Regions from separate parts of the Mus musculus genome. Here all the other regions are linked to region 4. Evidence: chromatin loops called from intact Hi-C (ENCODE). Cell type or tissue: heart. All regions are shown on one strand. Links, peaks and the distances in the headings refer to the core of each region. The heading gives the core; the rest is flanking DNA. Region 1 has its middle 10 kb from the start of Gm23835. Region 2 has its middle 8.9 kb from the start of A1bg. Region 3 has its middle 61 kb from the start of Gm38563. Region 4 holds the start of Lratd2 (LRAT domain containing 1). Region 5 has its middle 54 kb from the start of 4930402D18Rik. Region 6 has its middle 58 kb from the start of Gm23835. Region 7 has its middle 13 kb from the start of Gm25875.

Region 1 (4,493 bases), core at 376-4,375, 130 kb after region 4:
GAACCAGTGTAATGTCCCTTGTTTGTATATGTTTCTAGGATTGAATATTTGGAGCTTTCTTGGTTCCAGAAGGCACTGTGCAAGCTTCCAAAGCAGCAAGCTCACAAATACTCATGTGGCCAGCTGTGATGCTGTGAATGGCAACAATGACCAGCATGGCATAATAACCCTAATGGTATACTGGTGGCATACATACCTTGGTGTCAGACAATAGACATCTAATTGTACTTAAAGTCTGCCTAATACATTATGCCTGGAATGGAAATTATGCCAGCTACCCAAAGCTAGTGAAGTCATCGATCTTGAAGGCGAACCTGCAGCTACCATTTTGCTATATCATCATAGTCCCTAATTACATTCTAAATATTTGTCCTTATATCTACAGATGAGTGTAGTCCTCTCCAATAAAGAAATCTTCCTTTTGGAACAGACAGAGACCATTTATGAAAACTACAACTCATCAAACTGCAGAGGTGTGGAGTCTAGTTCTCCCTGCTCCATTTATCTTCAAGTGCTCCAGTACCTGAAGGCCAGGAATCACTGGGAGTGATGACAGAGGTTCTAAGAGATGGAGGATTAAGGAGTTCTCTGTGAGACTGTGTCTTCTAGAAATGTCAGAAGTTACACCTGTAAAGTCTCACCAGCCTGAACCAAACAAGGATGGAACCAATGGACTTGCTAACATGGACACAAAAACACAACATGCATTAGCTTTCTTGAGCCAGAAAAGCCCCTTCAACGTCTTCCTGTTCCAAGAAGCCTTTTAGAATAGGAAGGCCTTGATAAGATATTGAGACAGTCAAGATAATATTCATTTCCTCCTTCCAAGGTCCTCTTTACCTGCTATCAATTCAAGAATCTGAAGACGCTCTCTGGATGAAATCAAAGGCCAGGTGATTCTAAGACCTGCTTCCCTGACAGCGTTTTCCTCCCTACCTTTCCTTATATTTTTCTTCCAGAACAAAAGAAAGTCAAGTGTTGGCATGGATTAAATATGAAACTGAGCAAGTGCCAGTCACATCTATTACAACCCAATAACACAATTTGGGGTTATCATGGCAGTGCTGAACCTGCAGCTCTCAGTGTAGAGTACAATCTGGCAGAGCACGGGTGCCATCATGGAAACAGAAGCCTGTGGGGGTGGACATCTCCGCCCCCAAGAACATCCTGAATTTATTTGAACTCTTTAAAAATGCCTATCTGCAGTTCCAGGTGAGCTTAGAAGGAGCATTTTTGTGATCCACTTAGGAAGGGTTTACAGGCTGTGGTCAGTTGGAGCTTGTCTTAAAGCCTGCTTGTTATAGCACACCCACCTTTTTCACTTAGCCTATAGCTTTATGTAAGGAGGCTAAGGGAAACTGTCCACTTGCTTCCATCAATAGCTTTTGCACCATCGCTGAACCCACTACCATATTGCCCGCAGGTCTTGGATGTTCACACCGTCGTACCATCCTGTACCGCTGTTTCTCAGCCAGATGGGAGATACATATGACCAATAAACTCAGTTTTACTTGGTCAGTGAGAAAAGTGAATTCTGGGGACTATTAGTCACAGAAGGACATGGGGACACATAAAAGAGTGAAAAAACAGGATTCCTGTGTTGACTGTTTTGGTCATATAGGGAAGAGTCTACATTCTAACCAAGAATTTAATGTATCGTGTCTAGTTCCCCTTTACGGAGAGCACATTTCAAAAATTCAAAGTTCCATCTGTTATGTGTCAACATTGTATACCGTACACTGTGTGTTTTATCAAAGGCAGCTTTGCCATGGTGTGGGCAGAGTTATATTTTTGGAATGTGTTTGTAACCCAGAGCAGCAGAAAAAGAACTCAGCCCTCTAGGCCCAATCCCAGTGCTGCCTGTATTTGTGTTCCTCTAGCAACTGATGTTTCTGATTGATTTGTTTGACTAGAGGATGGGGTGAGGGTTGACAGGTAAGGGCAGCTGAATAAACACGGTGAAGGACCTTTTGCACATCAGATCAATTTCCTGAGATGAATGCAAAGTTCTGACGCTCACTGCAGCAGCTGGACTAACCCTGACACCTCCAGAGTTGTTCATTTGAGGGCTGGTGTGCTAGGGCAGCAGCCCAGGCCTGGATCCTCCTGTCTATCCATATTCACCTGTTTCCAGAGTCGCCCTCTGCTGGCCATTTGTCAAGTTCTTGTAGCCTTGTTCCTAATTGTTTGGCTTCCAGACCAGGCTAGAAAACACAAAGGGAGACACAAATTGTCTACCGTGTGCTGTTCTTCTCAGTGTCTTGTCCTAAACAATGTGTCCAAGATCAGTGCCCCAAGGGCTGAGGACCAAACATGTTGCCAGGAGATGACACAAAGGAAAGGATTCTCACCTGATTCCCACCTTTCCTCAATTGCTTTCTGGATTGGGCAGGGCTGGTCCTGAGATTGCTGCTATGAGGATCAAATTGCTGCTTCTAAAGTGCCCCAGACTTTCCTTACACTGGAGACCATGACATGGGTCTTGAAAGAGCTCCTGTCCCAGTGGGTGTGGGGGAGGGAATCACTGAATGACTTCCTTCTGATGAACAGGTTTAGTACAAAAGGAGATCTATTGAGACGGCTATGAGAATAGCCATCACAGACATTTGGCGTACCAAGCTGATTTCTGTGGAGTAGAGAAAGGGTCACTGTGCATTGAGAGTCCAAGATCAAAAGCAGTGCTGATTGACACGAAGCACAGGCGATGGATCAGCATGGATGAGGACAATTCAGCTGAAGCTTAGTTTGGAAAGATCAAAAAGATTCTACAAAGAGGATAGTGGACCAGGCCCATAGAAACACTTTACTTAGAGAGGGCTGGGGAGAAGAGCTGGCTTTGGCTAAATTAAGGCTGAAGCTAGGTCTGGGCATACTGGTTTGGAGCCAAATTGGCTAACCTTCTCTGACTTATTAGTATTCTTATCAGTGAACTGTATCAACCAGTCTGCAGTGGACGTGCACTAATTGACAAGTTATGCAGAACCAGTATGAGAGTGACAGGATGTGGCAGGGAGAAGATTGGGCAGGCCAGACACTAGGTTTCTTTCTCTTGCTCTTTTGAAACAGCTCCCGTTAGAGGAGCTGGATCTGATGACAGGCTTCTACCACAGCTACTGGGGGAGGAATGAGGTCTCTGTCTGTCTTCCTGCTTATAGATGAGGAGGGTATTTTTGTGATTATTCACAAAAAACACAAGCCAGCTATCACCATATTTGGAAGTCACACTGAAGCAGGCCTATTTTGTAGTTTCACCTCATGTACCCTGAGCTTGACAGAGAAATTTAGAGCTGAATTTTAAGAGTTATTTTAGGAATGAGACTCCAGCTTCTGTCTTTTCTGGTTGCAATCTCATCTGCTTTATCCCCCAAATATTTTTATTGGAGAAAGTGCAGTCTGAGAATTTCCTGGCCCCAAAGGGAATAGATATGATAACATGAAACTGTGTTTTATTTTTTAGTTTTTTTTTTTTTTTAAACATTTCTGAGGAGATAGTTCAAAGCCACTAGCTGGTGTCTACAGTGGACTCACAGCATTGCTGCATTCCTGAAATTCTCTAAGAAGCCACCACTTTAAATCCTCCACCAGCAACCACCATGTTCCTATTGGAGCCGACTCTAGGCCCAAACAAGAGAATCACTTCTAGGGATTAAAAGAACCCCAATTAAGTTTGCATTAGTGAAAGCAATTTAACTTGAGGTCATGTTAAATCAGGCCACTACTGCTAAATGAGCGCAATGGAATTTGCTTTGGTGGCTCCTCAGAGCAGAGCTTGGAGTGGGAGCTGAGGGAGTGGGGGATGGGTAGAGCAGGGAGAGCTGAGAAGTCTTTCCCGTGCTTCAGAACACTGGAGGGTTTTTAACAATTTATTTATTTGTTCACTTTCCATTCCTATCAAGGCCTCCCTGTTGTTTCTTTCCTCCCAATCCCACCCTTACAAGCCCCTCCACCATTACCCTCTCCCCTTTTCCTCAGAGAAGGGGAAGCCCCCTTGGGTACCACCCAACTCTGGCACATCCAGTCATAGTAGGACTAAGCACATCCTCTCCCACTAGGGCCCAACCAGACAGTCCAGTTAGGGGAAAGGGATCCAATGGCAGGCAACAGAGTCAGAGACAGCCTCCACTCCAATTATTAGGTGACCCACATGAAGACCAAGCTGAATATCTGCTACAAACGTGTGTGTTGGGGTGGGGGGAGGGTAGGTACAACCCCTGTATGCTCTTTGATTGTTAGATTAGTCTCTGTGAGCCCACGTGAGCCCAGGTTAGTTGACTTTGTAGGTCTTCTTGCGGTGTCCTTCACTCCTCTGTTTCACTCAAGTCTATTCCCCACTCTTCCACAAGACTCACCGAGCTCTGCCTCATGTTTGGGTATAAGTCTCCTCTTCTGTTTGAATCCCTTGCTGGATGATACCTCTCAGGAGACCATTATGCTAGGTTCCTGTCTGTAAGCATAGTAGAGTATCATTAATAGTATCAGGGATTAGTTCTTTT
Region 2 (4,493 bases), core at 288-4,287, 89 kb before region 4:
TATGGTTGGAGAGGTCCTGACAATGACCCTACCAAGGAGTGGCTTGGGACAGACCACGGTGCACTGATCCAAGCTTGCTAGAGGCAAAATTGGAAGAATAGTGGTCATCTTAAGGAGCCAGAAAGGGACAGAGGTACCACCCATCCCCTGAAAGAAAGAACAGTTAATAATACTTAGCATAGTCCCAGTGCTTGCTCAAGCTAAGTAATGCTGTTCCAAATCCTGGAAAACAATGGACTGGGTGTGTCAGAGAAGTGCTCTATTTCTGAACTAGGGCTGAAGAGAAGCTGCTCCACCATGGTGTTTGATGAAGAGCAAAGCTTCATTACTTCTTCCTGGAGCCAAGTCACCCTGGGCTAGAAGAGGCCAGTAAGCTCTGGTAAGGTTTTAACCCTTAATCAAGTCTGTCTTTGCGTATAAGTACAGTTACCCAAGGTCATAACAACTCAAGAAGTTCCACTCTGTCACTTTCATTTTAACAAGTGCCCCAAGAGACAGGATCAGAAAGTCACTGGGTTTCCTAAGCTAGTGTGATGGTTGGAATCGTTCTTAGCTCTTTCTCTGGAACTTAGGATCCAGCCCTGTGCCAAGACATGGTGTGTGCAGTCAGCTACTCAACTTCACTGCCCTTTCTCTCAGCGCATTTTGTGAAGTAACATCCAGGATTGGTAATAAAACATACAATTTCATGACCTCCATAGCAGGTCATACATACCAAAATATGTATTTTCCATTGTTCACCCTGACGGGTTTAGAAAGATGGTGAGATGCAATCCCATCAGTGAAATTGTTGGCAAGATTCCATCCTCTAGGCATGTCATGACTGCTGCTGGCTTGAAGTCAGAGTTAGTGTGATCAGAGGCAAGACCTTATCAAAAGACCACTTCATCAGCCCTAGTAATATTCTGTTGTACCGCAGAACACAGACATCTCTCTCACCAGGGACTCCAGCCACTATTCTCCTATTCCAACTGCATGAACAGTGCTAAAGAGACAATTAAAGGTTGATGGATCTGGGACTCAAAAGAAATCACAGCTCTTTGAGTTGTCACTCATATCAATTGGGAGCTTTTCAATGACACAGTCCTTACTGAGTCACTGATGTGCCCAGAACAGTTCACGAATGCTCATTCCTATACACACTCCCCATGCTCAGTCCCCACACACTCATTGGTTCAGGAGCTATGCTTGGAGGGAGACATGTCTGATGGCAGCTGGTGTCCAATATAAAGGAAATGGGCATGTCTATGTATCTTCCAGGAGAATTCATGAAACCTTTGTTCAAGTACAGATGAGATCTACGGGTTCTTTATAGTTAACTCAAGCAAATCCCATGCAGAATCTAAGGGTAGTTTTCTAAAGAGCTGGCAGTTTCAAACTGAGAGTGCCACATGCCATTGCAAAGGGCTAGTGACAAAACACACAAACATAGACATACATATAAGAGACAGGAGGGCCCGAGGAATGAATGTGGATTAAGGAAGTGAGAGACCACATTTTGCCGTTCAGGGAAGTGACAGGGCTGGCAACTTCTTCCAGGCTCTCTTCTCTCATGTTGAGATATTTCAATTTGTATATTTGTAAACCTTGACTTGCAACCCAGAGAGATATGGTACATTATCAGGCCTCATTCTGGGCAGGTCAGAAGGAAGATCTGGTACCTAGGCTTAGCCTCATTCTGAATGTTCCTATGATGAAGTCAGAACCTGACTCTAGAATGTTCCACTTGGCAAAACAATCTCAAAAGTTCTGGCCCTTGCTATGAGGTGGGCATGATGTGACATGGGGGTGGGGGTAAACTCCTCTCTGTAATACAAAAAACAAACAAACAAACAAACAAACAAACAAACAAACAAACAAACAAAAAAAACACTCTGACATATTGTACTGGCTAGTTTTGTGTCAACTTGACACAGCTGGAGTTATCACAGAGAAAGGAGCTTCAGTTGAGGAAATGCCTCCATGAGATCCAACTGTAAGGCATTTTCTCAATTAGTGATCAAGGAGGAAGGGCCCCTTGTGGGTGGGACCATCTCTGGGCTGGTATCCTGGGTTCTATAAGAGAGCAGGCTGAGCAAGCCAGGGTAAGCAAGCCAGTAAGTAACATCCCTTCATGGCCTCTGCATCAGCTCCTGCTTCCTGACCTGCTTGAGTTCCAGTCCTGACTTCCTTGGTGATAAACAGCAGTATAGAATTGTAAGTTGAATAAACCCTTTCCTCCCCAACTTGCTTCTTGGTCATGATGTTTGTGCAGGAATAGAAACCCTGACTAAGACACATATAAACTTCAGAAGAGTGTTTCTTCTGTCAGAAAATCCTGGAGGTAAAGGCATGTCTTTTGAGAAGGCATATCATTGCTCCTAACCCAGACTGTCCAGTCACACACATTTCTCTAAAAAATGTAAGTGATTTCTGTTTCTTTAATGGAAAATGCCCTCTGCAGAGGTCCTCAACATGATAGTGTTGCATGTAGACAATCTTTCTAGGACACCCATATCCTACATTCTTTCCTTAAATAATAAGTATCTCATCCCTAGCTTGTCCATGGTCACATCTAGGTGGCAGCACTCTGGCATATTTATAATGGGCTGTTGCCAATATGGAGCCTAAATGTGGTCCTTGCAAGTACAGTGACTAGAAGAAAACTCAGTTCTGTGTCTCTGCTCCCAGGAATGTGACTGATGATCTTTGTGTCTCAGTCTTCTTAATGAAGGGTGACAACTGAACTATTTATTACCTTCGTGGAAAACCCCAGTGTGATCAGCAACTGCATTAATGTTGGATCAGTGAGTTGAATAAGTAAGCAAACAAAAATGATCTATCCCCAGAACAAATCAACCAGGGGACTGAATTTCGCCCTGACTCTATACTCCTCTTATTCTAAGACTCAGAGCTGCATCTAAAAAACCTGGATGCTCTAATACCTTATATTGTGTTAGCAGACAATCAATGCATATTTGTTGAACAAATAAATCACAAAAGCAATCAAAACTGCAATCAATCACATGACTGTTTGGGAATGTTGACAGTTCCACTTTATTGATGAGCAGTTTTCCAGGAATACATCACAAAAGGAAGCCATTGTGTTTTCCTAAAACTAAAAATCTCTAGCATAACAGCCAGTGAATAATTAGACATTAATTGTCTCTACCTGGAAAAAAAAAGTAACTCAGCTCATCCCAGGAGACCCCTATTATGAACAGGGAAAACAATGACTCAGAATCTAACCTCCTATTTATAACCTCGGCTCACAAATGATCTGTTGCTAAAAGACAAAAAAAAAAAAAAAAAAAAAAAAAAAGTCATTACTCGCCCAACTCAAGGAGCTATGTTATATTTTGAATAAAAACAAAATAAACAAAATTAAGGTGGGAAATAAATCAGATATGCTGTAATTAGGTTAAAGCCTGATTTTCCTATCTACCTCTCTCTACAACTCCAGCCTCATCCATCAACAGAAAATGTATCCTTGATATAGCTATCTTTCCATTCCCTTTTCAGACTCAATTAGTCAGTTGATCTGAATGGTAATTTGACAGGATGCTGGAAGAAAACCATGAGGGACAAGATTATAATAGAGCCAGGAGAAAATGCTTGATAAAGTTTGTTGATGCCCCTGAGCTGTGCTTATGACCCCTCCGCCTGTACAGTGGCATTTCATTCATTCTGATGTGACTTTTCTCTCTGGGAGATCTTAAGAGGCTATAAATTCTTTTACTAGAATCTGAGAGGAATCATGTGCATTTTCTAATCCATCTTTACAGATTTCAAAGGCTCGGCCTAAGACAGTTCTTGATTTGCTTATTCTGGTATAACACCACCAACTGGAACTCCTGGACCAAACTCCTAGGCATATGTCCACAGCCATGAGCCATACAGGTCAGCAATGGCAGAAATGAAAGCAGAGAGTGACAAGGTGGTTCTTTGCTGAAGGCAGGATTGATCTTCATGGTCATTTCTGGGTAGGAGCCTCCTGTATTTTCATGATTTAGAGGGCTGGGTCTTCCTTTCTGATGTTCCGTAATTGGTGTGCTGCTCAGACAGTCTTCCTCCAATCCCAAGTCCTCCTTAGACTCCTGTTCAGGCATGCAGCCTTTGTTCTGCTCTTTAGCACTGCCATTTTCTCTTTTCCTAGATTTGGCACACCCTGATTTTTCTAGAATCAGTAAGTAACTGATTCCGTGATGGTAGAGGCAGAGTAAGAAGACTCTGGTTGTATTTATGTAACTCACCTGTCTCCCTTTACTACTATGAACAGGGCTCTGTAAGCAGGCTGTTCCCGAGCACAGGGAAACCAAAGGCAAATGGTGCATACTAGATGTCTCTACTCTATCAGAAGCCAAAGCAGGCAGACAAACACTCTAATGATGGCAGATTTTTACAGATAAATATTAATGGGTGCCATTACCAAATAATATATACTATTGTATGTTCTAGTGCTGGAATTAAAATATTATAATAATCTTGGTGATTGAACCCGGAATCTTCACACA
Region 3 (4,493 bases), core at 135-4,134, 270 kb before region 4:
TTGCATAAAAAGGTTCTCTTTACCTTGTCTAATCTTGGTGTGTACTTTGTATTTGATTTGCAATTACATATTCTTTTTTCCAGTAAAAATGATTACAGGTCCCATGATGGTCCTGTGACTTGACATATGTCCTAGTTTCATTTCTGTTGCTTTGATGAGACCCTAGGAAAGAAAGGAACTTAGGAAAGAAAGGGTTTATTTTTAGGTCACAATTCCAGGTTATAATTTACAACAGCAGGAGAGTCAACAGGGCAGAAACCTTCTCTAGTTTTTTCATAGTTTGTGGACCAAACCTAGGGAATGAGGCCACTCAAACTGGGATGAACCTTCTCACATCAGTTAATTTAATCAAGATGATCTCCCCCAAAAGATGTGCCTATAGGCCAACTTGATCTAGGCAATCCTTCACAGAGACTCTCTTCCCAGATGATTCTAGATTGCATCAAGTTGACAGTTAAAAGTGATCATCTTCTCTCTCTCTCTCTCTCTCTCTCTCTCTCTCTCTCTCTCCCTCCCTCCCTCCCTCCCTCCCTCTCCCTCCCCCTCCCCCTCCCTCCCTCTCCCTCCCCCTCCCTCCCTCTCCCTCTCCTCCCCCTCCCTCTCCCTCTCCTTCTCCCTCTCCCTCTCCCTCTCTCCCTCTTCCCTTTCCCTCTCTCCCTCCTCCCTTTCCCTCTCTCCCTCCTCCCTTTCCCTCTCTCCCTCCTCCCTTTCCCTCTCTCCCTCCTCCCTTTCCCTCTCTCCCTCCTCCCTCCTCCCTCTCTCCCTCCTCCCTCCTCCCTCTCCCCTCACCCCTCTCCCCTCTCAACTCTCTCCTCTCCCTCTCTTTCTCTCTGTGTGTTGGTTGTGGGATGTTTGCTTTTCTATCTCATTATCAAACACAGCCAAGTGTTTTGGTATGGATTATGAATTGGATGTCAGATATATCGTGTATGAATGGAAGTCACCAAAGTTGAAAATAGAGTAAAAAATAATAATAACCCCTACACTACAAACTGCATCAATTAGAATGCGTATACTTACTATTAGCAAGACACTAATCTAACATCTATAAGTAGTAAATATTCAGAGCCATTTCGACCACAGAAACTCTCTGCAGTATCCTTTATTCTCATGAAATTGAAAATGTCATGCTGAATTAAAGGTAGTAGGAATAAAGAAGTCAGAATCTTAAGCTAAATACTGTCTGTAGGTACCACCTACCTAGTGATGGAAATTTAAAAAGAGAACCAAAAGTATCAAGTTACTTCCACATAGTGGAACTGGGTAAGTGACATTTTAGAATATATATAGGCAAGTGCATCAATATTTTTTCTTATCTGTTCAGGCTATCATAAAACAGAAGGCTTATAATCATGGAGACATATCTGAGATAGTTTTAGAGGCTGGAAGGTCAAATACAAAGTTTCTCTCTGGTTCAGTGATAAGAGACTACTTCCTGACACCACCCAGTAATAGTACTTTGTTAACATGCCTGAAAAGGGGGACAAGGTGTGTGTGTGTGTGTGTGTGTGTGTGTGTGTGATACCTTATGTGTAAGGACACCGATAGCTTACAGGAGGGCTCCAACTACTACAAGTCTCCCATCTGGTATTAGGTTTCAATGTGCTCATTTGGGGATAGAGGATAAAATTTACAATGTTTGATATCTAATTAAAAAAAAATTACCAGACTTTCAAAATGCAGCAAATTGAAAACCATAAAAAATATATATAAATGCCAATTAATCAAAACTGACCCTGAGCTGATGAAGTTTGTTTCCATTGACTTGAATTACTCTTACTTGAGCTGTGGCTCATAACTGTGCCTTCATGTTCTCTCATTTTACCTATTAGAGATGTCTTCTTTTGAATTCACAAACAACAATTTCTTGTGAAACCTACCAAAAATTTTCCAGATAGATGAAGTAGCAGAAGAGTTTTTTCAGGACACTTCTTTTTGCCATTTTGTCTGGAAGTCTTCATTCATGTCTATGCTCTATAAATAATTCATTCTTTGAAACTCTTGAAGGACAAAAATTTATCATGAACCTTTAGGAAACTAAAGCCTCCCATCTCTCTGGTATGGTCAAAGATAACCAACAAGAGGAAGCTGTGAGAAATGTGTGTTAAGAAAAACCACTAGATGGAGCAATGTTTTCATATTTAGTAAGCATTGCAAGACAGGGAGGGAATCCTGTGGGCACACAGCAGGATACATGGGCTCTCCTCCTTGTCTTTCCCCCTGCCTCCCTTACTGAAGATCTTGTGAAAAGCACTGTGTTGAAGACAACTTTGCTTTCCTTCACATGAAACACAGCCTTTGTAGCTTTTTAATGTTTATTTTTTTCCCACATTAACTCTATGATAGTGTCTGAGTATTTTCGAAAGCAGACTTTATGATGAATTCTGGTGCTTGCTTTCATCTTTCTTTTTTTTAATTAATTTATTTATTGAGTTTATCCTCCAGTATTAGCCCACCTCTGCTCCCCATCCATACTCCCCCCTCCACAGCTCTTCCTTCCGTTCCCCCTCCACTTCTTCTTTGAGAAAGGAGACCCCCAACACTGGGTATTAACCCCCCCCACACACACACACACACATCAGTCATTGTAAGACTAGGTGTATTCTCTCTCACTGAAGCCAGACAAAGTTAGGATAATGGAATCCACAGATAATAAATTCAGGGACTCCACGGGAAGAACAACAGAGTCCACTAACTTGGGCCCTTGGGAGTTCAAAAGAAGGAACCAACCAAAAAGTGAGTATGGACTGAACCTAACTCCCTCCCCTGCCCATATGTAGCAGATGTGCAGCTTGATCTTCATGTGGGTTCCCAACAACTAGAGCAGGGGCTATCTCTGAAACTGTTGTCTATGTGCCTGTGGATCATATTCCCCTAACATGGCCAACTTGTCTGGCTTCAGTAGCAGAGAATGTGCTTAGTACTGCAAAGACTTTATGTGCTGGGAAGGGGGAAAAGGAGAGGTGTGGTGTGTGAGGGCACGAGGAGGGAGGGATGATGGGGTACTGGGAGGAGAGCGGGTCAGACATTGGGATATAAAGTGAATAAATAAATTCACTTTATAAAAGACAAAAAAGAAAGAAAAAGAAAAGAAAGGGCTCCTCCAGAAAGCATGACCTAAAGGTATACTTGAAAAATAGTAGCCATCAGCCAAATATGAGGAAGAAATTAATGAAACTTTAATACAGGTTATGACCATTCATATAAAACAAATCTGGTGCTTAGCACACTCCAGTTTCAGATATTTTTTAACCACATCCACAATAAGAAATATATATTTTGTGGTATTTACAAATGTATCATATACACACATAACTGAAGCAAGACTTACCTGATAGACCTGAGCAGGGTGTACCCCTTAAGAACAGTACTTGCGAAGCAGAGGCAAGAAGACCCTGAGTTCTCTCTTTGATTTTAAAAGTATTGGTTGCACCTCGTACCAGAGAAAAAATATAGAGAGTAAAAATTATAGAAACAAAAATAGATTATAGTAAAATACCATGAACAACTGAAGACAAATTTCTTTTTTAAAAAAATATTTTTATTAGGTATTTTCCTCATTTACATTTCCAATATTATTCCAAAAGTCCCCCATACCCTCCCCCCACTCCTCTAGCCACCCACTCCCACTTTTTGGACCTGGCATTCCCCTATACTGGGACATTTAAAGTTTGCAAGTCCAATGGCCTCTCTTTCCAATGATGGCCAACTAGGCCATCTTTTGATACATATGCAGCTAGACACAAGAGCTCCGGGGTACTGGTTAGTTCATAATGTTGTTCCACCTATAGGGTTGCAGATCCCTTTAGCTCCTTGGCTACTTTCTCTAGCTCCTTCATTGGGGGCCCTGTGATCCATCCAATAGCTGACTGTGAGCATCCACTTCTATGATTGCTAGGCCCCGGCGTAGTCTCACAAGAGAGAGCTATATCAGGGTCCTTTCAGCAAAATCTTGCTAGTGTATGCAATGGTATCAGCGTTTAGAAGCTGATTATGAGATGGATCCCTGGATATGGCAGTCTTTAGATGGTCCATCCTTTCGTCTCAATTCCAAACTTTGTCTCTGTAACTCCTTCCATGGGTGTTTTATTCCCAATTCTAAGAAGGGGCAAAGTGTCCACACTTTGGTCTTTGTTCTTCTTGAGTTTCATACGTTTCGCAAATTGTATCTTATATCTTCGGTATCCTAAGTTTCTGGGCTAATATCCACTTATCAGTGAGTACATATTGTGTGAGTTCCTTTGTGATTGGGTTACCTCACTCAGGATGATGCCCTCTAGGTCCATCCATTTGCCTAGGAATTTCATAAATTCATTCTTTTTAATAGCTGAGTAGTACTCCATTGTGTAAATATACCACATTTTCTGTATCCATTCCTCTGTTGAGGGGCATCTGGGTTCTTTCCAGCTTTTGGCTATTATAAATAAGGCTGCTATGAACATAGTGGAGCATGTGTCCTTCTTACCAGTTGGAACATCTTCTGGATATATGCC
Region 4 (4,493 bases), core at 200-4,199:
GTTGCAGCACAGACTACTTTAGGTTATAAAAACGTTCTGATAAGAAAAGTCTGTCTCTCTTTCTTTAGATACTCCATCTAAGAAGAAATGGAAGGAGAAGAGGAAGAAAGACCAACATTTCACCACTTGCATTTCTATACTGGCAGGTGGCGTCTTGCTTCCAACTTCTCAGAACCCCAACTCAGCATAACAGAAAGGCAAGGGGGCTCAGGGCGGTAGAGGAAGCCTGCTCCCGTGGGAGGTACACTATTTACCAGCCCGATTTAAACCCGCTACGGAGGGGGCACGGTCCTGGAAGGGCGGAGCAGCCCTAGTGGGCGGGGCGGGGGCGGGGCTCCGAGGGACTAAGCTGGGTACAGGAAAGACCGGAGCTCTCAGAGCCACGTCTGTCTCTTTAAATGCCACGGGCTGCACTCCCGCCCGGGAGCCCCGAGCCGGATCTACAATCCCGTCCCTCCCGCTCCGGCGCTTGTTGCTCGCCTAGCCCGAGCGGGAGCTGCGGCCCCCGGGAAACCCAGCTAGCTCCTTCGGCTTCCCTCCTCGTGCCCCACCTTCCTGGAAATCTGCGTGAGGGGTCGTGCAGCAACGATCGTGAACAGGCATTGCCCCCCATCTTCAAGTCTTGGGGCTCTACACAACCGCGGGGGGCGGCGAGGGAGAAATGCGTCCTTCCCCGAAGCCCAGCTTCGCCTTGGTCTGCGCTGGGAGAGGAGGCACTGCGGAGCCCACACCTGCGAACTCGCCCTAGAAGTCTCGGGTGCGGCAGGGTGCCCCTCCCGGTCCCCTAGGGCTTCTACCTCTCGGGGAGAGAGTCCGCGCAGGTAATCTGAACCCCAGGGCAGGCGCGCGGGGGAGGGGCCGACGAGCCGCAGTGACTTGCGGCAGGTGAGTCTAGTCCGGAGGCTCACCTGCCACCTCCACGCCAAGGTAGCCTAGCAGGTTCTTGGGGGTGCAGACATTGAAGGACGTCAAAGGGCTAGTTAGGATCCGGAGTGGGAGGGGAAGTTAGGAAAGAGAAGGAAATTGGAATAAAGTTTCTATTTCCTTCCCTCCCCCACTCCTGCCCAGGGTTGGCAGGTAGGGCGCGGGCGGAAGCTGTCGGAGCTGCTGATGCAATGGCTTTGGCTGGGTCCAGGTGATAGCTGGAGGAAGGGGAAAGCTGGAGTGGCCATGTCTCCAGTGATCGTGACCTTAGTGGTGTAGAAACGCGAGGAAGCACGTCCCCCAGACTTCTCCTAAAATGGCTCCAGGTGCTCGGGCCCCTACCGGTTCTTTTTCAAGAAACAAACGTCTTTTTCTGGAGTGGCACCTACAAACATCTCCCTCGTCTTCTCTTCCAACAGGTGGCTTTAGCCCCTGCCCGGGCACCAGTGCCAATGACTCTGACGGTGGTTTCGCTTTCTCCTCTTGAAGTCTTGTGAACGAGAGTCCACAGCGTAATGGGCAACCAGGTGGAAAAACTGACCCACCTAAGTTATAAGGAAGTTCCCACGGCCGACCCGACCGGCGTGGATCGAGACGATGGGCCCCGCATCGGAGTCTCTTATATTTTCTCCAATGACGACGAGGATGTGGAACCTCAGCCACCGCCCCAGGGGCTTGATGGCGGAGCTTTGTCCGACTCCGGGGATCGGCCTCCCCTGCCCCCGCCGCAGCCCTACGACCCGCGGCAGCACGAGGTGGAATGCTCGGTGTTTTATCGTGATGAGTGCATCTATCAGAAAAGCTTCGCGCCAGGATCGGCGGCTCTGAGCACCTACACACCGGAGAACTTGCTCAACAAGTGCAGTCCGGGTGACCTGGTGGAGTTTGTATCGCAGGCTCAATACCCGCACTGGGCTGTCTACGTGGGCAATTTCCAGGTGGTGCATTTGCACCGGCTGGAGGTGAGCAACAGCTTCCTGACCGATGCGAGCCAGGGCCGGCGCGGCCGCGTGGTCAACGATCTGTATCGCTACAAGCCACTGAGCCCTAGCGCTGTAGTGCGCAACGCGCTGGCCCACGTGGGCGCCAAGGAGCGCGAGCTCAGCTGGCGCAACTCCGAGAGCTTTGCGGCCTGGTGCCGCTATGGCAAACGCGAGTTCAAGATCGGTGGCGAGCTGCGCATCGGCAAGCAGCCCTACCGTTTGCAGATTCAGCTCTCGGCTCAGCGCAGCCACACTCTCGAGTTCCAGAGCCTGGAGGACTTGATCATGGAGAAGCGGCGCAACGACCAGATCGGACGCGCGGCGGTGCTACAGGAGCTCGCCACGCACCTGCACCCGGCTGAGCCGGATGAGGGCGACAGCGACGCGACTCGGACTACACCGTCCCCCCTGCGTCCCCCAGCATCGGGCTCCGAGGAGGAGAACGGAGACTCGGTCGTGCACTGATACTTGAACTGGGCTCAGAGCTACAAAAGGAAGCTGTTTGCTGCAGCCACGCCCTCTTCCTCCCGCTCTTCTCCCCCCCCCAACACTTGGGCCCCATTTAGTATTCCTGGGCCTTTTGGAAAAAGCGGAGTTGGTGAAATGTACTGCAGGCTTTGGACAGGGGAGGAGGAAGGGGACTTAGGGAGCAGGTAGGATTGGCTGGTGGGTGGCCATGGGATGCTTTTTCTTCAGGCCCTCTCAGTCCACCTTCCTTTCCCAGGTGGGGTAAAGTGGGAACTTGCTTGCGGCTTCAACCCTATCAGATCTGGGACCAAATTTAACCCTTCGTATACAAGCAGGCTTGGGGGAAATCTCAGAGCACATTTGCCCTGCATTCTGTCTCTCTGGATCCCTCACTACACTCAGCTTGGAGGATGCAGGGTACAAAGGCCGGAGAGGATTGGGGAGGAGCCGCTTCGGGTCTGCTGGGAGAACTGCTTATCTGCTTCCCCCGCTGAGCTGTGCTTGGGATCCTAGAAGCTGGAGTGATTTATTTTTATGGGATTCCCGGGGCACAAGGCTGCTGAAACTACAAGATCTGGGATCAGCAGACCAAAACCAAACAGCCCCGTATTAAGTGCAGCAAATACTTTAGCAAACTCAGGCTACAGGCTACAAAAGGATTTCACTACCTCCCCCTCCCTATCCCCAAGTACCTCCTCTTGGGAAGCTGGCTCTAAGCGGAGTCTTTGGCTTAGACTCCAATTCCTTCCCCCGGTTACAAGTAAATCATTGTCAAGGGCCAGCCAGGGAAAGGATTCAATTAAGGTGCCATTCTGCCTCCTGTGTTTTTGGCCTGCTGTTGTGGACTCTTAGAGCTATGGTGTTGTTATCAGGGGAGGCAATAGCCCTTTGTGTCTCTGATCTAATTAAACCTGTTTGGCGTGTTCATCTGCAGGTCACAGATGGGGTTGGCTTGTGCCACCCCATAAAGTATCCTCTAGGGAATCAACCAGTGCTACCCTGGAAAGAATTAAATCTCTCCTTGTCCCCTTGCTAAGTGGTGAAAGTAACCCTTTAAAAACCAAGCTGGACCTAGGGTTCGTTTTGCTTTTTGTTTTTCTCTCCCTGGTCTCCCTTCCTCGACAGACAGTTGCTGTGGTAGGGTGAGGGTTACTTTGCCATCCATGATGGGTGAAGTTTAAAGTACAAAGTCTTGTCATATGTACCCAATTTCTTTGTGGCTTGGAGAACATCCGATTCAGAACCCTTTACTAAGGGTGGTGGCATCAGACACAGATCCCATGTAGTACTGTCAGAAGAGATTTGATGACAGTCCCAAACGTAGGTTGGTGGTGGCGGCATTCGGACAGGCTGAAGAGGTAGCAATTGTGTCTGCAACTGAACTTCCGTGCACTTTAGTACAAGGCTTTAAGACTGCGACAGCCTGGTGCCTGAACCGAAGGCAGACCTTTGACTGCCGAGGGCTTATAGGCAGTCTGTCAACTGCTTTCAAAAACTGAGCATACTTAAAGGCCTTTGCTGCTTCCACCAGTTTTTATAACACTGGAACTAGTTCTTAGATTGGAACAAAATCTTACTTGAGTGTCCTGAAGCCACGGTCATTGTTGGGCTTCTTGCTTGGGGAATCTTTGAACTCCCCCTCCCCCCTTTTTTTAATAAGCCTAAATCTTCATAGTACCTCAGTATGAAACGGTTTCGTTAGTTATAAAGGCATCAAATGCTCTTTCTGCTTTTATAATGCTTACCAAGCAAGTCCTTGTTCTTTGAATGTCAAAGATGAGCTACCTACACACTAGCCTTGGTTTCAGACATTGGAGGAGAACCATTTTCTAGTTAGGAGTATGGATCTGATTTCCCTGTTTAATGAGCTCATAGGTATTTGATTACATAGTCTTGTCCATGGAACAGCAGAGAGAATAAACACAGAGGATATTATTTAGGGAAACCTATGTCTAACAGATTTGTGAAAGTGGAAATTGATGCCCGCTGTGTAGACTGCAGGAGGGGAGGAATCAGAATGGCTGTCCACCAGCAGCTCTGGAATAGCAAACTCTCCCGGCTCTCCCATCCTTGCCTTCTTTCTCAGACCTCAAAGACCATACTAAGTGTAGCAGGTAA
Region 5 (4,493 bases), core at 372-4,371, 180 kb before region 4:
AACTATGCAATTGGCAAATTCAGAAAAGAAGAAACAACGTGCGGAGGAATCACACTGATCCTCAAGCATTAGATGGTTAACTTCTTTCCCTGTAAGTAGGGAAACAAGGAAACCCTGACCAAACAGAACAAAACCGTATAAAACTGGATCCTAGCTTCCAACTTCATTGCTTTATCAAATGAATGCTAAATGAGTTTTATTTATCAATGATGATAAGTGAAAATATTCTCACTGACAAACAGCAAAATATACAACCTGCCTTTTCCTAATACCATGTCTTTTCCCCTAGACAAACCATGTTGCCTCCTTGCCCAGATTTCTATCTCAGTTTAAATAATAGGAGAGGGTTAAAAAGGAAAAAAAAGGCTTAGAAAGAAAGGGACATGTTTATTTCTGAAACTTGATGCTAACCCCCTACTACTCTCTAATCAGGTAAAAGTGTGTAAGCCAACATAGAAATTAATAGAAAAGCAAAGCAAAATGGAAACTGCCAAAGGAGATAAAATGCCTATTTGGGTCTAAAATTATATTGAATAATACAGGAGCCACAATATGGCTATTGCTATGATATCTGAACATTCTCTTGAAATCTTACAAAATCCTACGAGTCATCTCCTGAGCAAGCTAAGTTTTGAGGCTTGAAATCCCATAGTCTGGTTTCATTACAAAGGATAGAAAGAGGTTCCTACTCAGACCCTATGGATGGAAAGCAGGCAGTGGCCCACCTCCTTCCAGATGTCACACAAGAACCCAGTTCTCTTCACTGTCAACAGCAGAAGCATCCCCTATCTACATCACCCAGGGTTCACCCCAAGATGACGACAGTGACTATCTGAACCCAATGTGTCTTTGTTTCTGCCTAGTATGAGGAAAGACCTCCTCTTCTCCTAAACATGGGCTATATATCCTTCCCTTCAAGCAAAATGGGTCAACTTGTACAAAGTTTTAGTTGAGTTGCTCCTGTATATCATGCACAAGCATGCTAAAAGCAATAAAAAACAATCTTTTCTATAAATTGAGCAGGTAAAAGATGTATGTGGGAACAGACAATTGGGCCTTATATGAGGAGAAAGGGAGAAAGCTGGAGACTGGGTAGGCAAACAATAGGTCATTACATTTGTTATTAGTTGAATGGCTGATGGTTGCTGGGCCAGCACTGAATCAGCTAAATAACTGATAAAACAATTGACTAATTTCTGCAAGAGAGGAAAACCACTTCCTATCACCAGGCCATTCTAAAATTTCCTTGAAATATAGTAAGTTTATATACCCAAAATGTACATGACAACCTCTATGCCCAGCAACAACAATAATACAAAATAAATAAATAAATAAATAAATAATCAAGTCACCTAAAATAGAAAGCAGAAGACTTAGAACAATTGAATCAACATTTGAAGTCCAGGAAATCAGAAATACCCAACACATTCAATGTCATTCATAGAAAAACCAGTTGCCTTAAATGAGTCAACTAAGCTATGAATACACAATAAAAATATCTGTATAATGATAAATATTGATGTGCCATTTAGTCCAACTTGGCATTATTGGTATTTGTTCATTGGAAAACAACACTGAGAACCTGCCAGAAGTACAGAAAGCAATTATAACTTCTCAAATGACTAGTCATAAACAAAGCACCTGTGCCTGATAAGGCTTCTCTAATTTCTTCTGGCTGCCACTGATAATGGTCTGTAAATAATGCTGCCTCAGTATCTGGTGTCTAAAATATTTAACACTGGGACAAAGGGAAGCTGACTAGGTACTGGCCTCCCTTAAGTTCAGATCTTGATTCCAAAAATATTTACTTCCCATCTAAGCTCAATCCATGGCTGTAGAGATAAACATCCTATCTACACAAAGAGATTTTTGTTCCATGGGAGGAAAGGTGGGGCGTGGCTACCTGAGACAGCAGGGCTGTCCAGAAATCAACTCTAGTTTGTTATACTGAAGGAAACAAGCCAGGAAATTCACATTTCGGAATATCCCCCCTCCCCCCGCCCCAGTTCCTGTCTCTGATATTCTCAGCTGGGCCACTAAACCCATTAGGACCAAGTCCAGCTTTGAGCATAGTGCAGAAAAACAAGCAAGCAACACAATGAAACCTTTCCCTCCCTCCTTCCCTCAGTAGATGCTCAGCCAATCTTCGATGAATGAAAGATCCTATAAAATATAAAATATAATTTTCATTTACATTCATTTCAATTGGTATATATTAGTAAGGGTAAAGAGTGATGAGGGTGATGTGGTGACAATAGATTATATTCTTATCTAAAAGCATCATAATGGGGCAAAGGAGAGGGTTCAGTTGGGAGAGTGCTTACCTGGCATGCCTAAAACCCTGTATCCAATTCCCAAAATAGTAAAGTGAGCACAGTGGGTGCTTGCATCTCATCTTAACGTTTGAAAGGTAGAGGCTGGAGGATTAGAATTTCAAGGACATCTTTGGGCCATAATATACTACCTATAAATACCCTACCTCAAAGAAAAATATCCTCATAAAAACCAATACTGTGTATAAAAAAAAAGAAAATAATTAATTGTATTAAAATGCCTAAATAAGGTTACAGGCTAGCCAGAATAATTTCCTTATAAAATTCCCTCTGTTTCCCTCTTAGCCAGTCTTATCTCTTTCATCTGAGAATTTATAGACTCTTGATCTTCCTGTCAGGAATTCAGCTGCAAGTTTAGTTTTGTAAACATCTCTGTCAGTGCCTTCCTACTCAAAATTCTTCTTTGTAATCCCATCGCCTGCAAAAGACATTCTCAACCAGTTACTGGCAAGCTTTCCCTGTGAAGAGTGAAAGGGTGACCGCTCTTGGCTATGAGGAACACATGATCTGGTCTCTGCTGTAGCTACTCCACCCAGCCCTCTGTCAGTCTGCAGCAGCTGCGGGCAATGTGAAAACAAACACGTGTACTATTTTCAAACAAACCTGCTTATGAACATTCAAAACCTGGATGTTTTGTTCACATTATTCTACATTTGTTCTATAACCAACCATGTGAAGACAGAAAACTCATCTTTTCCATAATTAAACAACAGGTGACAAGTTGTTTAAAAATATTTTTTGAATCCTTTGAGAATTCTGTTTGATAGTATTAACCCCATTGTCCAACTCTTCCCTGATCCAACCCCACCAACCCCTTCCCTACCCACCTGAACTATGTGACTTTATCCCTTTATTTTTATTAGACCTATCAAGACCAATTTTTGGACGTGTGGTCTTCCACCAGAGTGAGGCCAACTTACTAGGGACTACACACTTATACAAAGTCAATTCTCCTCTAAGAAGCTATCAAAGTCCAGAGCTCCTTGGCTAAGTAAGAGACTTAGACCTTACCTTTATTCTTCATAATAACAACACTTCCTAGATGTCTGTGAAGAAATCTGTATGCACTATGCCCTTTAAGTCTAAGACGATCAAATAGACATTTTGAGGATAATTTTACACATAAGAATTTAATCTTCAGAGTGATAATATATTCAGCGATAGCCTAGCCAGGACATTGATTTTGAAGAGTTGAAACCCCAAAAGCTATGCACAGCCTTTTAAATGCAAAGTTTACCACAAAGGCCACAGTTTTATTCCTATGTCTTCCATGATGATGATTTCATTTGGATTAGCAGCATTTGAGTACATCTCTCCCTCTCCTTTGCAGTCTGGAATTCTCAAAGGCACAATCTCTATTCTATTCATATCTGTATCCTCAAAGGTATTTGCATAGAAAAGGTACCATTAATGTACCATTGCTGAGAGAATGAGCACTATAGGCTGTAGCAATGAATTGTTATTAACTTTTGGATTGGATTTTCTGTAATCACTATCCTTGATGAAAGAGAATGAACTTAATATCTATCTATCTATCTATCTATCTATCTATCTATCCATCTGCCTGTCTGTCTGTTTATTCCTTTCTTTTGTATTCTCAGAAAATGAACCCAGAAATAAGCAGAAATAAAACTTGGTTCTCATCGGTATTATGTGGTGAAATTTTCTTTGTGCTCAGGTAAAAGCTGTATAGCTATAAACATGCGATGCATTTGATCTGTTGTTTTGAATGTTGGTTTCCTGCAGTGTGGATGGTGTGTGAGGAATTATATTTGTTATAAGTGGTGTCAGCACATGAGCTCTGCAGCTGAGATGCTGCAGCACCAGTTGTATGGTGCCTTTGATATCAATAACCATGGGCACTGTGGGCGGATAAGAACAGAGCTTATTCCCAGCCCCAGCTTCTGATAGGGTCAGCCTCTTTCTCTATTTGATATTTGAGACATTTGAATGGAACTCTTGTCTGGTTGTGACATTTGGCAATAGTACCAGACAGCATGATCAGCAATTGCCATCCTTTTCGCGATTCAACATGGCAAATCTAAAGTTTGACTGATTCTCTCACCTTCTAAGGTTAAGTTTGACAAGTCTGTTCCTCCCATAGCTGTGATACCTTTTAGGTTATAAACTAAATGGCTTAATGCCTCAGGGAGCAGCCTG
Region 6 (4,493 bases), core at 189-4,188, 61 kb after region 4:
AGGGTCATTCAAGCTTTATTATAGGTGGTCGGCTAAAGAAATAAAACCCTAAAATGAGAATTTAAGATTGTGAGGTAATGGTTATATTTTTTTGTCTTTCTCTTAAAGTTCAGATTTGACCCCAGTGAGCTTTCCCCTACGTGTGTCTCACTAGTTTGGTCTTGCTTTCAGACTCTGACATTTCTGCAGCTAATTTACTTTGGTGCCTCATTTGAGTTAACAGTCTAGGGTTATGATCCACAGTATTCATGGCTTCACAGCTCTTGAGAATGAATATTGCCCCAGCTCAGTCCAATGCATCTCATTTCAGCTTCTGCTCCTGGTTTTCCTTCATCCTCTTGTCTTAGGAGCAGTGAAGACAAGCGGAGAACATGATAATTTCTAAGGGTATCTAGTCTTTTTTGAGTTTCTTACGTAACTTATTAAAGGTGATCCCTCCACCCCATCATGCTTTTGTGGGTGATAACAGCCCACTGACATGATGGATCCTTACTCCTGACAACAGCATCAACTCCTAGTGTGATTGGCTTTGACCTATTGGGAGGAAAGGTAACATCTGTTAAGTCTCAAACCCAGGACAAGTCTCACTTAACACTTCACACCCTGCCCCTATGCTAAACTTCTCCTCCCAGGGACCAGGGTTCTCTGTTCCTTCCCCTAGCCTGATCCATATACAACTCAGCTATTTTGGTTATCCTGGTTTCTTGATCTCTTTTGAGGTGGCTGCTTTTAGTGGGCAGCTCCTCTCTTGTGCTCCCCCACCCCTTTGGAGTTGTCTGGTTTAGTTTCCTGGTTCTGTTTAGCCTAGATTCTTCTCTCCACCTGCATTCTCCATTATATCCCCAATAAAAATCTTCCCCACACTTTAGGAGTCAGGTTCTCCTTTTATTTCATTTTCTTCACTCAATCTAGAGAGTACGTACTGTCAATCATTCTCTTTTCAGGGTAAAGAAGAGCATCTCTTACAAGATGTAGGAACATAAAGATTTCAGAACTATTATAACGAGACAGTATCTTGACTTCTCCAAGAGTGAGGACTATCCTGGATGGATGATTCTGAGAGCTAAAATTGGGCCAGTTCCTGGCAAACCAGGAGAGTTGTCAAGGGCTTGAAATAGGATGTAAAGGTTACAAAATATAAGCTCTCTTTTAGAAGTTTTTAGGGGTCCATGTAAGGCAAATTTGCAACCAAGAATCAGTTGGGTTATAAGTGATAGACAGATAGGCTTGAGATAAACACAGGGAGAGAAGAGGGAGATTTTAGACTTGTCAGAATGCTTATGAGTAAACATCAGCCTTAGTGTACGACAGCTAAGAAGCACAAGATTAAATCATTTACCTTCCCTACTTACTTTGTGTTCCCCATCCTCCAATAGTCCTGCTTGGTTCTCACCCACAGTTTGCTTGCCTCCAAGGTCAAAGTAACTTAGGTGATGTTCTGTGTCTTCTCCAGGGCACAGTAAAAGAAGTGATTTGGTTGTTTTTCTTGATATTATCAGCAGTTTGGATTCTTAGTCCTATCTATGTCTTCCAGGTAATTCTGCTTCCTTATCTATAAATGGACAAACATTCACCTTCCTGAGGACTTAGTGGGGATTTAGTGAGACAGGGTGAGTGTGCAGTAGACAGGCGATGAAAAGAAGATTCTTTGCCAGTTCCTGAGCTGTTTAGGACCCCCATTCTTCTTGTCTCATATTTCACTCAATTTGTAAAACATGTCACAATTACATGTATAAGCAGGGTCTTAGTCTTGGCTGTGTTGCTAACTAGGGTCTTCAATTGGTAACATTCCCTTTGAAAGGAGACTGATATTTTGGGAGAAATGCTGAGAATCTGCCATGGAAGCAATAATCCAAAAGAAATGTCAGTCATATTCTGACAAGTGGAATAATAATGGAAAGGAGTATGCACATTTTCAAAATTATCCCTTCTGCAGCCCACATGTTAGCTTTGTTCTCATTCTTTCTCAATATGCCCACTCATGGACCATCATTACTGAAAGGGGGAATGGATCAGAGTTATTTTTAGACACAATAGAGTGGAGGCCACAGAATACTCACCACCACTAACTCCTTCAAACACCATTCTGCTGTTTCCTTTCTTCTCTCACATTCCTCTCTTTCTTTAAGCCTTGCCTAGGAATCGCACCAGTTTTTAAAAAATATTTCTCCTCCCTCATTTTTTGTAGTTGAAGTAGTCAAGTGTTCCTTAAAGGTGTTTTTCCCTTGATCCTGGTCACATAGTTAGACTCCATTTCCCAGACTCACTTGCAGTCAGCTGGAGCTAGACAACTAATCTAAAAATGGGATGGAACAAGAGGAGATTTATCCTGATGACCGAGACTTAGCATCCTGGGTCAAGTCCTCTCTCTTCCACCCTCTGCTGGCTAGATTCTAAAGTTCAGTGACTATTGATTGTGTTCCTCTGTCCCAGTACCTCTGAGCAACACAACTTATCCCAATTCTAACTGACACTTCCACCTTTTGTCATTTGGAACTTTCTGTGGGAGATGGTAGGGTTGGTCTCTGACATGGCTGAGGGACACATTTTAGCTGAGTAAAGAAAACTTTGTGTGAATGAAATTATTCGTTTTATTTCAGTCTCTACCATTTCCTTGTGTATCTACTACAGCAGTGGGCCTCTCACAGCCTAACTCAGACAGGCATCTCCACCCTACCTCGAGGTCTTTGTTTGTTTGTTTGTTTGTTTTTTATTATTTCTGACCTTGAGTTCCTTTTATTCTACATCTTACTAACAAACAGTGAACACCACAGACTTCAGTGTGTTGTTTCTATACTTGCAAGTTCAAAATCCACAAGATGCTTAGAGGAGAATCTGTAGGTGACAAAAACCATACAACAAACAAACAAACAAACCCAACAAAACCTGGCCCATTTAAAAGAAGGAGTAGGATAAATGATTTCTTTTCTGTGGTACAAATGCATTTATTTTCTTCATTTGGAAAATAATCACAAACCACCGACTACCTGCTCTGCAGTTCTGTAGAGAACAGTGATAGGTCACCAAGTGTCAAGAATGCCCTCCCTCAACAGCTCTTAGCACAGCCCAACACAGACAGACAATGAACTAATTACTGAAGTTACAGGAATTAGTAGATGCCAAATAAGGGAGTGGGCCTCCGTTTAAATGGGCTGTGTTTTACCTCCCATGTTGCTAATGGAAAGTAAAAACATCTAACTGAGAAATCAAGGAAGTCTTGCATTTTAAAAATCAAGAAGGAACCAGAAAAGAGGACAACGGAAGGGAATGCATACATGGGAGTTTTAAGTAAGAAGACAACATGGCTTGTCGTTCCCACAGACTCTATTTGGGGTCAGCCCTCTGTAGAGATGAGATGCCTGTAGTATCTATGTGGTAGTGGTTGAAACTGGACCAGAAACTGGAGAATGTAGGTTAAAACTTGTTAAAGAACAGGCATGTGATACCACCACTTTTCATCTGCTTGCTAACATACTACGAAACTACTTATAAACCACCATATCAACAAAAATTCCTGTACAAGAAAACCATAGTACCAGGGGTGAAGAGACATCAGTCTGATGAACAAGATTCTCTACACTTGCTCTGAAATGTCATCTCTGTGGGCTCTTAGAGTCAGCCCCCCCCTTTTAGTTCTCCAGTCAAGTTTTACTGTCTTCAAATATTTAAAAATATTATAGAAAATTTATGTGTTCATTTATGTAAACACAAACATCTATATATTCATCTATCTACCTATATACTTACTTATTTATGCATTAGTACAACTGTTGAAGCCCTACACGTGGATACATCTACATCTGTGTCTATAGCTCTGGTTGTACATGTCAAAGAAGCACTTTGTTACAAAGATCTGGCCAGCTCTTACATTGCATAGCCATAATCTGAAATCATTTCTATATCCTTCTCCTCCCTCGGAAGGAAAAGCTGCAGTTTCCCAGGACAGGTATACTTGCCAGCATTCTCTTCCTCCAGTTGAGTCGGCCTCTTTATGGGCCTACCTCTGTGGCCTCTGCTCTTTTGTGATGGACAGTGAGATGACTGACCCCAGAATGTCAACTTTCCTCCATGAAACTGGCTGGCAGCTGAAGTCCTTGCAGCAGATATTGGGTTTGGGAATTGTGAAGTGATGCTGTCTTGTTCCTGGCAGCAGAAACAAGTCTCTGCAGTGAACTGTGCGATGATGCTCTGTAGGTTGCAGGCCTCACAGCATCCATTTGAGGCACAGTACTAGACTGGATGGGATTGGTTACATTAAATCACGTGGCACTGCAGGAAATTGGCAGAGCTGGCTTGGCAGCTGTCATCAAAGATGTGCTGACAGAAGGAGGTTGGGCTGGCCTAAGTGTGGTAGGCTGAGCTGAGGTGGGAGGTAGGCCTCACAGGGTAAGCTGCAGTGGGCTTGCGAGAAGCTAGACGAAGAAGCTTTCTAAAAATAGATGTCACTTGAGACTGGTCCAGGGTTGGGAAAGGGAGAGGTATTAACCTGCCCT
Region 7 (4,493 bases), core at 334-4,333, 730 kb after region 4:
CACCATGGGCAGAAGTGTAGCAGGGAGAGAGGAGTGGCTTCTTCTGCAGATGGAACTCTAGAGAGAGCAAGAAGCAGTCACAATGGGTGGCAGAGATGTCAGGGGAGAGTGGAAGTGCCTAGTTTCCTGACGTAACTTTCACAGAGGCTTAAAAATCATCATAAAAATGCATTTGGAAAACCCCCAATATCTGAGCATGATTCAGATGTAAACAATGAGGGGTCAAGCTCAACACAAGGTTGAGAAATAGAATGGGGGCAGGTTGTACGGGACTTTTCTTCTTCTCTGGACACAACTGAGTTGACATTACAAACATAAAAGTTAAAACCAATGTTCATGGGAGAAATCTAGGTGAAAATCTCCCTCGCTCACAGCCCATTGCTCATACAATCATGGATGATTTTCTGCATCAATCAGCTGTTTTGCCCTGTCTGAGTGAGCCAAGTCCAGTGACCAGAGACAATATGATAAAAGTCTCAGAGGCATAAAAATAATCAAGAATGGCTAAGTAACATCAGGAATGTTCATCTGAGGCAACTTATTGCTAAATTCAGGTGACTGTACTCCACGCTCCTGATGTCATCTTCCTGAACAAAATACAAGCAGGCATATATTCAAGGAAGTAGTGTTGCACCGATTCTGTTTAGCCCCAAAGACAATGGCAGGCCAAGGCTGAAAGTAACTCACCCTGATATGGATGACCATTAAAATGTGGAAGGACTGGAAGCTGCTGCTTTGCAAACTCCCTATTTCCATAGCCCAAGTTGAGATTTTCTACATCAGAGTTTTCTGTACAGTAGAAACGCCACGGGTCAGGTTGGAAAAGAAGGAACCTTGGAACACCTCCTTGTGCTTTTTTCTTTTTTACACAAGACCCACATTTTTGTGCATCACCTACATTTTCTTAAGAGCCAACTCTCCTATCCAACCATAGGTTAATTCTTAAAATGTGCCCAGCACTAACTCTTCTGTTCACCAGTCCTCATCCATATGGCATTTAGTTTCATACTCTGTTAGATGACAGAACGGAGCCCTCTGAAAATGAGACTTGTCTGGCTTCTTTAATATACATTTGGGCTAATATCTGGTCCCCTAATTAATCTCCCTATGACTGACAGAAACTGATAACAAGCTCATTTGCCCACAGAATTACATGTTTATCAGGGTTCTCTTCAAAACAAAAGGCATCCACAGAGTTTTAGATTTGCATTTCGGTGGAAGCAGAGGACTGTAGTTTTAAAAGGCATTTATTTTTTATGTACATAAATCCAGTAGCAGAAAAGACCTTGGGCTGAATGAAAAGGGTTTCTTGGAGATGCATACACAGAAATGGTCATCCCCTCATTGCTCAAGAAAGAGGACTGTTCAGGAGAAATGCACAAATATATCCTGGGACGAATAGCTCCACTTCTGAAATGAAATGGATCATTCTCCTTGCCTGAGCCTAATGCTTAATGTGGAAGAGATATTAACCTTGGAACCCATGGACCTCTGAGTATCAGGACTCATTCTGCTTCTTGTTTATACACCATGGATATTTCTTCAGGTAATTGAAGCTAGTTGCTCATCAGCCTGAAAAATTACTGGGTGAGGAAAATGCTCTGTGTTATTGTGTAAAGTTATTATGAACTAAAGCACAACTGATACCACACCCCACCCATATGATAATCAGCTGTACATGTCACACACTGAACTCCAAACACTGACCCATAGAAATTTCTATTGCCTCTTCTTCTTTGGTGCCTACTGTAGAACCTGTTGTATAATAGGAACTTGATACATGTTTGCTGAATTGACTTCCATTGAATTGAATAAGTAACTTGCAAGGTCTAAGGAGGTGACAAAAGAATCTACATTTTACACCATCACCATTGCCTTGCTCACAGCTGACATGAGGAATTATGTGGTAAATGGCAAGCAAATGAATAAACAAATTGAAAGACCTGAAGAGATGATTCTTATCATCGCTCAACACACTTTGGAATCGCCTGGAGTATTTAAAAATAAATCTCTGGGACACTGCCCCACAGAATGATTTAAATGTTTTCCCAGGATATTCTAATAATATACAATAAAGGTTGAGAACCAGTGGCTTTGAATAATAGGAAGGTATCTCCCTGCACTAACCCCGTTTTTTTGTTGTTGTTGTTTCCTCTAACCAAATGGGGTTTAATCTTCCTGTGTAGGACAAATTGTCCTGAAAAGCCTGACATGGAAGAGTGATGTTGCTAGTGCTTTTTAAACACCATCAAGAAGTAGTTTCCTGCACTGTTAGCCCTCCACAGCCATCATCACCCTGGCAGACACCTGACCCTGTTTTCCCCATGTAAGTAAACACCCTAGACAAAATCAATCACCATGCGGGTTCTCGGGCTGCCACCTGGTGGCCACTCTGCAGTGACAGATAGTACAGCTTCCTTCAGACAAGCTCTCAGAATATATGCAAAGCCCAGGCATGTCATTTCTGACGTTTTAGAAAAATGAATAATCTCTGAGGAAGAGAATATTCCAAGTGCTGTAGGAATGAGTGGCAGGCTGATGATTTATCTATCCCCAAAGGACGGAAAATGACAATGGTCAGAAAAAGGCAGGGAACTCAAGGACAAAGTACAGATTCTGCAAGATCCATTCCTAAATCTTCAGCTCCTTGAGAAAAATGATATAAGATGCATCACACCGTCCTCAGTGAAATTCCCATATGGGAAGATAGTAGCTAGAGGAGTTGGTTGTCTTGGTCAATGTAGCATGGCACCACCAGGAAAACTGAGGCAGGAAGATTTCTGTGATTTCAAGTCTAGCCTGGGAAGCATAATGAGTTCAAAGCCAACTTAGGCTACATACTAAAGCTCTGTCTCAAGAAGGAGGAGGGAAAGAGGAGGGAGGAGAGGGAAGAGAAGGAAGGGGGGAGGGAAACTGCATAGCAAGCAAGATGTGGTTGGTGGTGTGCACCAATAGTCCCTGCATTGGAGACACTAAGGTAGGAGAATTGTGAATCCGGCTCTGCACTTAAGGCTCGCAAACAAACCAATAAATAACTGGGAAAGAAGTTCGACGCTTAACTTTTTAAACAGGTATCTTCAGAAAATGAGATTTCATTTTTTCAAGACAGGGATTGCATGTGTGCATACAGGAAACAAAACACACATGGATGTGAGCAGGCGCACACCCTTTCTACACACTTCATAATAAGAGGTAATGAGATGATAGTAACCTTATTTCTTCATGAAGAAAATAGGCTGTGATGCTATGAATGTTTTCCTCAGAGACCGAATTAATATCTTCATTTCCAAGTCTTGGCCAAACTGCTGCGATGAATACTTAAGACTCCGTGGAAAAGGAATCTGGATGCTAAATATGAAGTGTGGGTTGCACACTTCACACCAGCCTGCTTTTTCAGGGTTTTAAATGTGTGGAGAGCTGCAAGAACTGTAACTGTGGCCAGACAGACCCTGGCTCGGGTGCTAACTCCACCACCATGAGCTGTGAAATGTTATAGAATCTCCTCCAACTACTCCCAAAGCTCCTGTTTCCTCATCTCCAAGTGTAAATGATAATCTCACCTCCTCAGGATTTTATGCTGTGAATGGAGGAAATTTACTCAGACAAAGGCAGAAACAGATAAATCTGGAATATTAACCGAGTAAATGGGGTTTTCCCTCACCCACATTATAATATTCCCAAAATCATAACTTAGCAACATGTTAACAGGTGGGGCAAAATTGATTTGATTGTACTCCATTTTGAATGCCATGGGTATTAAGACTGTGGTAGAGACAAATTATTCACAACATCATAAGTATGTGGAAAGAATTCACTGAGGAATGGATAAATGGGGAAGCTTGTTGACTGTCCAGTTCAGTCCTGACAATGGATTAAAACTATGTCACAACACAGGTTTAAAAAGTAAATTATTTTACCAACAGCAGCTCTTAATTATTTTTATATTTTTAATTAAAATCTCATAATCTCCCCCTTTTATTTTCTCCTTCCAGTTCCTCTGATGTACTTATCCTTGCTCCCTCTCAAAATGACAGCCTCTTATTTTATTGCTATTGTTACACACACACACACACACACACACACACACACACACACACACACCTAAATCTGTAAGTGCAAACTGGTCTATTTACTGTATGCAATTTGAGGTCTGACCACTTGGATAACCAATTACAAGGTTCCTCCTTGGAGCATACCTGCATTCGGCTATCAAGGACATATGGAAAGAAGAAGTAAATAAATAAAAATAACCTCTGCCTTCTGATTCCTGTCTTGTTCGTAATGAACTAACTACTATTTAGAAAGTCAAGTCAAACACAATAATGGACATCAGGAGCTCTGATACAGTAGAGATGCTCTCAGCCACTACTGGTGGAAGACATGACTTCAGGATCCAGGATTTCAAAACTACCCAAAGCAATCTCCCATCCAGACACTAGACCAGAAAACAAATGTTCTCTAGGAAATATATAAGCTTCCTGGGGGGGATTTTC

What was found. Peaks named below come from ENCODE experiments on the same cell type or tissue, not always from the same donor. Only the 100,000 strongest peaks of a DNase experiment are listed, where the experiment ranks them.
Region 1: it touches region 4 in a loop (3-fold over the local background); 8 of 42 quality-filtered maps call a loop at or near these places.
Region 2: it touches region 4 in a loop (2.1-fold over the local background); 3 of 42 quality-filtered maps call a loop at or near these places.
Region 3: it touches region 4 in a loop (5-fold over the local background); 13 of 42 quality-filtered maps call a loop at or near these places.
Region 5: it touches region 4 in a loop (5-fold over the local background); 6 of 42 quality-filtered maps call a loop at or near these places.
Region 6: a loop joins it to region 4, with 5 times the contacts of the local background. A loop is called at or near these places in 6 of 42 quality-filtered maps.
Region 7: it touches region 4 in a loop (14-fold over the local background); 12 of 42 quality-filtered maps call a loop at or near these places.

The regions. Positions count from the first base shown.
Region 1 is chr15:60,691,573-60,696,065 of GRCm38, reverse strand. No RefSeq gene overlaps it. Among named protein-coding and RNA genes, the nearest start is that of Gm23835, 10 kb to the left of the region's middle. In heart, for the core only: a CTCF peak has its summit at 2,149 (motif pointing left); no DNase peak of the experiment used is centred there; H3K27ac peaks cover 1,700 bases.
Region 2 is chr15:60,910,124-60,914,616 of GRCm38, reverse strand. No RefSeq gene overlaps it. Among named protein-coding and RNA genes, the nearest start is that of A1bg, 8.9 kb to the left of the region's middle. In heart, for the core only: no CTCF peak of the experiment used is centred there; no DNase peak of the experiment used is centred there.
Region 3 is chr15:61,094,254-61,098,746 of GRCm38, reverse strand. No RefSeq gene overlaps it. Among named protein-coding and RNA genes, the nearest start is that of Gm38563, 61 kb to the left of the region's middle. In heart, for the core only: a CTCF peak has its summit at 2,107 (motif pointing right); no DNase peak of the experiment used is centred there.
Region 4 is chr15:60,820,842-60,825,334 of GRCm38, reverse strand. It overlaps Lratd2 (LRAT domain containing 1), which reads left to right and starts at 255. Exons shown (of 2, transcript NM_001162926.1): 1 at 255-821; 2 at 1,344-4,493. The coding sequence starts at 1,440. The coding sequence ends at 2,372. It overlaps 9930014A18Rik (RIKEN cDNA 9930014A18 gene), which reads right to left and starts at 2,370. Exons shown (of 3, transcript NR_030696.1): 1 at 552-2,370. In heart, for the core only: a CTCF peak has its summit at 2,229; DNase peaks (open chromatin) are centred at 384, 954, 1,684, 2,254 and 2 weaker places; H3K4me3 peaks cover 3,754 bases; H3K27ac peaks cover 3,405 bases.
Region 5 is chr15:61,005,051-61,009,543 of GRCm38, reverse strand. No RefSeq gene overlaps it. Among named protein-coding and RNA genes, the nearest start is that of 4930402D18Rik, 54 kb to the right of the region's middle. In heart, for the core only: no CTCF peak of the experiment used is centred there; DNase peaks (open chromatin) are centred at 1,883 and 2,813.
Region 6 is chr15:60,760,120-60,764,612 of GRCm38, reverse strand. No RefSeq gene overlaps it. Among named protein-coding and RNA genes, the nearest start is that of Gm23835, 58 kb to the right of the region's middle. In heart, for the core only: a CTCF peak has its summit at 2,392 (motif pointing left); no DNase peak of the experiment used is centred there.
Region 7 is chr15:60,095,222-60,099,714 of GRCm38, reverse strand. No RefSeq gene overlaps it. Among named protein-coding and RNA genes, the nearest start is that of Gm25875, 13 kb to the right of the region's middle. In heart, for the core only: a CTCF peak has its summit at 2,386 (motif pointing left); no DNase peak of the experiment used is centred there.